Linked DNA regions of Homo sapiens: region 1 is linked to region 2. The links are chromatin loops, found by intact Hi-C in ENCODE. Cell type or tissue: ovary. All regions are shown on one strand. Each heading gives the region's core, and the rest is flanking DNA. Links, peaks and the distances in the headings are about the cores only. Region 1 overlaps LOC105373456 (a long non-coding RNA gene). Region 2 has its middle 4.8 kb from the start of OSR1.

What was found. Peaks named below come from ENCODE experiments on the same cell type or tissue, not always from the same donor. Only the 100,000 strongest peaks of a DNase experiment are listed, where the experiment ranks them.
Region 1: a loop joins it to region 2, with 10 times the contacts of the local background. A loop is called at or near these places in 91 of 110 quality-filtered maps.

What each region holds. Positions count from the first base shown.
Region 1 is chr2:18,748,268-18,752,664 of GRCh38, reverse strand. All of the region lies in intron 4 of LOC105373456 (a long non-coding RNA gene), which reads right to left. Among named protein-coding and RNA genes, the nearest start is that of NT5C1B-RDH14, 160 kb to the right of the region's middle. In ovary, for the core only: a CTCF peak has its summit at 2,558; a DNase peak (open chromatin) is centred at 2,563.
Region 2 is chr2:19,361,239-19,365,635 of GRCh38, reverse strand. No RefSeq gene overlaps it. Among named protein-coding and RNA genes, the nearest start is that of OSR1, 4.8 kb to the right of the region's middle. RefSeq lists an enhancer at 1,531-2,332. In ovary, for the core only: a CTCF peak has its summit at 2,459 (motif pointing right); a DNase peak (open chromatin) is centred at 2,485; H3K4me3 peaks cover 2,253 bases.

The DNA of each region.
Region 1 (4,397 bases), core at 268-4,267, 610 kb after region 2:
TCTAACGAGCCTTTCAGCTTCAACCTTATGTTTAATGTAAAAGGTATGTATTCCATGAAAATGTTCTACTATTTTGGCATCTGTTTGACCCCAAACTGCAGAGCTTGAGCTTAACATATATCTTGCATGTGAAAAAAGAGAGCCACACTTGAGAACTGGCAAATCAGGCTCCCTGTCCCTTCGGCTGACTTAGCCCAGATGTTACAATCGACGTATCCAAGTCTGGAGCGTGATTCTTTGCAAAATCGGAGGTGAGGTGATGGGCCAAAGGTCACAGGCTCTTCGACTCCTCACTTTTCCAGGCTCAGTGACTCTGTCAGCAGCAGCACGACCCTGGTGCTCTGAGCAGGGTTTGTGTTTACAGTGCACAGGACAGAAGAGCAACAAAAACCACCCCAATTCCCAGCCAAGCTTTCTAGCTGTCCGGAAGGAATAGGAGTGTGGGATCACACTCTGTTTATTTGTGGTTCTTTTAAGCGATGTCCAGAGACCTACATTTCATGCTTGTTTGAAAGTGTGTACGTAACTGGGGAAGCTGTTAAGCAGCAGTTGGCCTTCACTCCAGTTATTTACTTATTTAGTTATATGTCAGCATGCAGTTTATTGAGTCATAATTCTTTTCAGTGCTCTATGGTGACCAGCATTTGAGGGCATCAGAAGAAAGTCTGTATCTCATATTTATAAATATTTACCAGGACATCATATTTGGATGCTTCTATTTCAATTATCACAGGATTTTCGTTTGCTTGTTCAAAAGGGCTTTCATTGGTAATATGAATTACAAAAGAGGAGGGATAAAAGAAAAAAGAAAAAATATATTTGTTTCAGAGGGAGGAAAAAAATAAATGTCATCCAAAACAAACTGAAGCAAATTCCTTAAAAGTGCTTAAAACTATTTTAAGATGTGCAGATTCTAAAAAGTGAGAAAAAACAATAATTCATAATTATTGCTTTTTACCACGAATATCTAACCTAATGTAGAAAAGTATAGTTTAATTGTGGGAGAAAAATCAAATTTTTGCTATTTTGCATTGTGTGCATTGGCAGCATAAAAAATTGTTCTTCAGGAAAAATAAAATTCTAAATCAAGGGAGAAGAAAGCAGAAAGCTAAATGAATGTAGGACCTCAAAGAAATGCTACGGTTGTTACTTTTCTAAGAACACTGTCAACTACAATCTACAAGCAACATTTTCTAACTTGTACAATGTTGTAGAAATGTGCAGGCGGGATAAGTCCCTCTAACTCCTTTTGCAATACCTACAAGAATTTCACTCAAAGATGAGGCATTTTCCTTTGGCTGCTTGAAGGTTTTTCTGTGCAATACAAGAAGGCAAAGGCAGGACGACTCAGCACACCCCATGCAGAAAGAAACGACTGGGTTAAGATTTGTGTTCTTACTCATCTCTCCTGTTCACCTTTGTTTACTGTAATTTGCAGAAAAGAGGGGGTACAAGAGAAGCTGAATGATGGGGGATACTCCTCTTTTCTGTCTACAAGAAAGCTGAGTTACACCTAGGAACCAGAGCTACCTCTTCTTGGTTTTTAGGAAAATAACCACTGAAGACAGAACTAAGGAAGAATCTGGAAAGGTGTGGTCACTTCCTTGGCTACATTCTAACACTCATTTTTATAACCATCACTAGCAATCAGTCTTAAGAGATAAAAGTTTATTTGGAAATTCAGTCAGCATGTTAACTGTGGTTGAAAGCAAATGACTCCCCCTTCTCTCATTTTGGCCAGAGATTTACACCCTTTCCAAGCCAGCCTGGTCTTATTTATGTAACTGCACGAGAGAGTGGCTTCAGGTTGCCTCTTAAAATAACAAACCTATTTGTGCCTTGTGGGGCTGGGCCCAGACAATTGAAGCAACTTAGACCAAAACAACTCAGGTAACCAGAAAGTAGGAACAGGCAGCTTCAAGAGGCTTTTACCAAGATGTCTCCCCTTTAAATAAGACAGCCTGGTCCTGAGTCTGATTACTTAGACCTCAGAGATACGTAGAATTCTAAGGGACCACCACATGGTCTGGGTTCTGAATTGTTTCAGGTGCTAAAGGCCTTGAAATATGGACACCATCTTAATACAAAGCGTCTGTTAAGTGACACAACAAACAGACAGAAATGCTTTTTCTGCTTATCCTGGTAGACATAGGCATTGTAAGTACACTTTGGTGTCAGTTTTTGCTCAAAAGTAACCCTCCCCAAATTCCAGATGTTACACTGTAATTAATGCACACACACATCCACCCATAGTCATATACATGATATGTATTAATACATTTCTGTTATATCAAGAGTTATCAACTATTCTTTGTTACCTTTCATAAACCCACATGAAATTTAGAAGGAGAATAATCAGTGCTGTGCATAATTTGCAAAGGAGCTTAGATGAGGTATCCTTGGCTTTTTTCTCAATTCCAATGTCAAATGTTAAGTAAATCGACATTTCAGAGAGGAGAATAAAATATATTTCAATTTCAGCTAGGATAATAATACCATCCCTTTCTATAAAAGAAGTCACAAAAACTTTCTTTCTCCACAGGCTGTTAAATGGCGCCCCCTTCCTGTCAGTGGTGAATCTAGTCAAGGAGAAATATATATATGCACACACACATATATATTTAAACTAGATACATAATAAACTAGAAACAAATAATAAACAAGAAATATATGTATATATATAAAGAATGCTAGAAGATGAAAGAGAGAGGTATCTCATCTTCTAGATTTCAAACTGTTAGAGTTTGAAATGAATACTGTAGAATCTCAAGTAGACCCTTTTTTAAACATACAAAATAAACTAAGATTCAAAGTGGGGAAAGGTCTTATCAATTTATTAAATTATTCAAACAATTTTTAAGCAGTAACTGTGTTAATCACTGGAGATAAAGAAGGGTCCTGATACCGAGGGAACTCAAAATCTCATAGCGGAGGCTATGGGACTAAACGTAAACCAATTATTCCAATACAGGCCAAAAAGTGCTATAGTTGAGATGTTTCTAAAGTGTTGTTATAGAAATACTAAGTTTGCCAGAGCAGTTTAACGAGAGCTATCTAACAAGTAAGTTAGACAAATCACTCACCTTTAACTAGATGGTTAAATGTTGACCGGGCATAAAAGGTGGAAAGAGAATTCTGGACAACTAAAATGGAATTTCAAATTCTTAAAGGTTTGGAAAACATGTTAGAATGAGGATCAAGTACTTCCGGGTGGCAGCTGTGTAAGATCCATATGAGTGAATAACAGAAGGAGCTGAGTCTTTCATGTAAGACTGCAGGGTTTCAACTTCAGAGTCATGGTGATCACAGTTCAGTATGCGCTGTTATAGCTCAGTGCTGTCCTTTTGTTCCATTCAATAATCAGATCAATTATATAAAAAAAGGTTATGAGAGGCCAATTCTATGTTAAGCCTTGGAGTGCAGAAAAAAGGCTTCAGAGGTATCTTTTCTCTACATAGCCACAATATGAAGGTGTTATAAATCCACAGCAAGAACAGGGCAGAAGGCAGGGTCCAACAACATGTTATATACAATGTATTATATAGGGTCTTCATAAAGAAATAGTGAAAGGACTATATAGGTCATCTGTTATGCAAATGGGAAAGGGAATATGAAAATACATATAAACCTAATTTTTTAACATAAGGAAACATGAGAAGGGTTAAAATAAACAAAATTTGTCACCTAGATAGCAGAGGAGCAGGAATGAAGGGGTGACACTCCTCTGAGTGTATAATTTTGTAGTTTGGACTTTGGGAAGCATAGTAGTATTCCACATAGTAAAAAATAAAATTAACAAAGATGGTAGGGAAAACCTCAAACTAAATGCAAAAGAAACAAATCCAATTGTATTTGAAATGAAGAAAATAATGTTCTCACTCATAAGTGGAAGTTGAACAATGAGAACACATGGACACAGGGAGGGGAACAATACACACCGGGGCCAGTCGGCGGCTGGGGTGAGAGGGGAGGGAGAGCTTAGGACAAATAGCTAATACATGCAGGGCTTAAAACCTAGATTGACGGGTTGATAGGTGCAGCAAACCATCATGGCACAAGTATACCTATGTAACAAACCTACATATTCTGCACTTGCATCCCGGAACTTAAGGTAAAATTTAAAAAAAAGAAAAAGAAAATAATCATACTGAAGAAAAAATAAAATGAATGCAAGCAACTATAGAAGACAGTATTGTTAATATATTACTTCAGTCTAGGAAATTGAACTAAAACAAATCTGCAACTCCCGAGTATGTTTTTAATATATAGTCATTTGGGTTCAGCAATTCTAAAACTAATTTTGCTATTGTAGAATAGAGTAAATGTGTTGATGTCATTGCGAGCCAAGACTCTCACTGTGGAAGAAGGATGACAGAAATATAGTAATGGAGGGAAAA
Region 2 (4,397 bases), core at 275-4,274:
AGCCCACTGTGGGCCTCCTAAATCAGAGTGCTGGGGATGGGGCCCGGGAATCTGCATATTGACAAACTCTCCGGGTGATCTCGTGGCACAGGACTTTTGACAAGCCCCTTCCTAAACCACTGACAACTTAACTCTCCAATACCACACAGGCAGGATCTAGCTGACTGACCCGCCCTTGAGCTGAACTGGGGTATGTGCCCGGCCCTCCCTTTCCTCAGTGGGTGGCCCTTGTACCAGGTTGGCTAAGACTGAAATGCCCTATCCAGGCATCCTGCAGTGGCACTCCTGCTCCTAGTCACTTTGCTGCCTGTGCAGGACCCTGGGCACTGAGAACTAATCTCCTTTCCTATCTGTATGGATCTGGTAGCCTGGCACAGCTCCCATCAGCTGTCTTCTCTGAAAATTAAGAATGAACTATCCTGACTACGATACATGGCTTATTCCTCCTTAGATAATCTCCTGAAATGTTTGTTACAGAATGAAGTTTTGGCAAATGAAGTCATGATTCCAGAAACTCTCTATCTGGAATAGATAGATTATAATACTTTAGTTTTAAGTTTTCTCTCCATTTCTTTATTGTTGACATGTGATATGAAAACCAATACTTAAATATACTAAACCCGACCATTGGTCATTTTGAAGTGAAAATCATATGCTAATATATATTTTCTTTTTTGTTTTGTATCTACTTCAAGTGTTTCAGCAAATGCTTTTCTTTTCCATGGAAAGGTTCTCATGTAGGGAATTGGAGATATGACCAGCAAATTCATTTGCCTGGAGTCACCTAGGAAGAGAGTTATGGTGGGAACTGGCATTTCAAGTGTCCCCCCACTTCCAGCCTAGACCATGGAGGAAGAATATCTGTCTTTTGAGGGTGGCTAAAATAAGGGATTGTGGTTTTCCGCTGTGTGCAGAATCCCCACTACATTGTGATGTAACTCAGATGCACAAATATGACTCTATGACTCCTCCTCCTGAGTCTAACTTCCTAGAAATCAGAGAAGGAAAGATTTATTTGTATTTATTTATTTTTGCTGATGGGGTGGTCCCCTCCCAGTTCACTGTATTCCCTTTGTGGAACATTCTCAATTCCAATCTGTCATCCTTCCATCCCTCTCATCTCCCCAAAACTGATGCTTAAGTTTAAGTTGCACTTGGTAGAGGAACACCAGGTATTAAAGCCACATCCAGTAGGATGCCTTTCAAGTTCCCAGGAGCAATAGCATCCCTTCTAGTTGGGCCACCGCCTTGGGGGCTCAGCACCTCTTCAGGGTGACAGTCTGAAGCCAGGAAGCACCCCTGGTATAAACACTAAAGAGGCAGAAGCACCTGGCCTCCTTCTATTCAGTAGGTAATTCTACTCATCCATTAGGTGAGGCACAGCGCGGCTTTGCATCACTTAGGGAGGGTTGGTGAATGTAGTAATTCTTTGGAATGTCCAAGTTGGGTCCACTCCCTTTCCACCCCTCACTGCAAGCTCAGGATAGGGAAGTGGGAGGCCCTGCCTCAGAGGAGCAAAGTGAGTGATGGGCAGCAGGAGGACACAGCCTTCCTCTAAGAGCTTGGAGCAGGTAGGGAATCTGTCTTTCTCTCTGCCCTTTTCTTGCTTGTTTTCTCTGGGTATTTTGCTCCAATGAGTGGACCTGACACTTTAGGAACTCATTCTATGCAATGTGGCATAGTCCTCTGTAGACAGAGAATTAACCAAAGAGCTTGTTAATAGGTATATTCTTAGGATTTCTCTCTTCAGGTCTCTATCTGAATACCTAGAGCTATGATGACAAGGGAGGGTCCTGCTAGAATATTCTGTACGGAAATCCGAAAAAAAAAAAAAGGAAGCAGCAGAGGAACTGGAATCTAATGGTCTGGGAGGAAGGAGAGGATAGGAAACCTCACGTGTTTCAGGGAAATCGATTCACGGAAACAGACTCTCTCTCTTCTTCCCGCGCTTCTTCAGAAAGCCAGGATTTGGGATCCGAAGCAGGACGTGCAGACCTACGAGGGGCTGCGGACGGAGGCACCGGAGGGCACTTCTCACCTCCGGGTGTGCCGGGAGGGGCACGCGGACCGAGCTTGCAAATGCAGGATGGGGTCCCAGTAGATCTTTGCTCATCGTCTTCCCAGGACCAGAAGCGAACGGCGGCAGATAGTTGCTAGGAATTTCGGATTATTTAAAAACAAACAAACAAACAAACAAAAGCCCTCATCCATCTGAGAGCAAGGACGTCTGGTTTGGGGCAGGGAAACAGAAACCCCGTGGCGAGAAGAAATTCCTCCTCCGTTTGCTCTTTGGAAGGGTAAGCGTGTGCGTACTTTTAAATGAGTAGCAGCAAACTTCTAACTGAGAAAAGAAAAACTGAAGGACTAAAATACTCTTGGGCAAAGTGAAATAAGGATACTGTGGGTTTGCGAGTTTTCCAAGAAGGGGTCCCGAGATGTGGCTTGCTCGCCAGCAGGGGGCACGTTTTCTTTAGGATTGCGTCCCAGAATCTCGAAACCTCGCAGCCGGACTCTCTCCGAGTCCCATCGCCGGAAATCGCTCTGCAGATAATAACCCTCCGGTGTCTGGAAATGTTTAATTACCGCGAACTCTCCTTCCTCCAGCGCCACCCGCCGCCGGTGCAGCCCGGAAGGACCCAGCGCCGCGGGTGCAGTAGGTGGCTCTATCTGCAGGATTCCACCCTAACTATTCACAATTCCGTTCAAACTACTGTTCTCCAACATCCCCGGCTGATTAGACATTGCCTTGTTTCTAATGCACTTATTTACACCTTGGAAAAAGGAAAAGTTCATTAACCTTAGTACATAGATCTGGATGTGTCTAAAATAGTCTGACAACTCAAATTTGTGTAAAAAGTAAAAACCCATGCCGTCTTTTACATACATTTTACATTTGATCTTCACAACAGAAGACATCATCATTCCATTTTCCCGATGATCGTATGCCCATGCAATTCCATGCTAGTATTTATGCTTCATGTCACACATATTTTTACAAACCAAAGGTATATGTGTGTGTGTGTGTGTGTGTGTATGTATTGTTACATTTATTAAGGTGAAAGAGTTACATTTGTGTGCCCGTAAAGAACTTACCAAACGGGAACTGCCTGGAAAAACAGTTCACTTTCCCTTTCAGTTTTGATACTGTAACTTGTCTGTCGCTGTCACAACAAAAAACACCCGCTCTTGCGTTCACCTGGCATCTGTTCTCTTAAGGACCCTGGATTGCATTACGTTATCAGAGGTGTTATCTGAACAAATGTGCGCAGGAGTCCTGTTACCTACCTCCCGTGCTTAAAAATCCTTCCCACCCCCAAGCTGGATTTTGACCTGATTGACCGTAATGGTTCCAGAGGAACTATTGAGCCATTACTATCCATCATCTAAATGAATACAGAGGGACGCCTAAATCTCCAGGTTATTTGAAAGCCCTGTACATGCGTAAGGGGGTTTCTAACGAGCAGACCCCCAATTGTCTGCAAAGTAGTTACAGGAAGTAGTTGCGTTGGAAGCAAAAATTCGCAAGTGCTGAGCAAACTTCATTTGAAAAAATGAGGACTTTTTTTTTTTTTTTTAGGCTATGGGGTGCGGAGAGGTGGGGTTCATTTTTTTTTGAATCCAAAACAACTCAAAGCAATATAGACCACATTCTAGTTAATTTTCTGGAAGCTGCTCAATTTTCACTCCGAAGACAGGCTGGGGCGCTTTACCAAGGAGCAGGAATCGGGAGAGGGGCTGGGGTTTGGCGTGGAGACATGAGCAGCGGGCCGTCACCACCGCAGGCGTGCCCAGGAAAAGGCGGCAGCAGGGCTTGCTGCGGGACTGGGTTCAGTGCGGTCCACAGCCCGGAAGCCCGGGCAGACGGAGGGATCGCTCCCTTGACGGACCTCACATCGACTGGCGGGTTGTGGAGCGGAGCGCCGGACGGAGAGCTGGAGGCCTGGTCTCTACTGAGGGGACCCTTCTTCTAGGCTGCCCGGTCCCAGCCGAGTCTGGGACCACTCCGGCGCCCGCGGTTCCGCCCCGAAGGCAGTGAGCGAGAGAGCCAGAAAGAGTCGCGGCGGAGTTCGCGCCGGCTGGAGTCCGCAGGCTCCGAGCTAGCAGAAGCTGCAGCCGCGGTGGCGGAGTGCGCTGGACTCCCAGTAATGAGATGGGAGTTTTGTCACCTTCATTGGGTTTCCAGGAGGGCAGAACTGTTGGGTCCTAGCTACCGAGGACTTTTACCAAATTCGAAACGTGACGTCCTCGCGAGTCCTAAACACATGTAACCTCGCTTAAAAAGTACCCTTGTTGCTCTTAGGTGTCCTGCGTCCTTCCCTTGTCAATCCATCCAAGCGGTAGTCCGGGCACTGCGCAGCGACGCAGGGCCCGCTTAACGTGATCAATTTCTCTTAAAC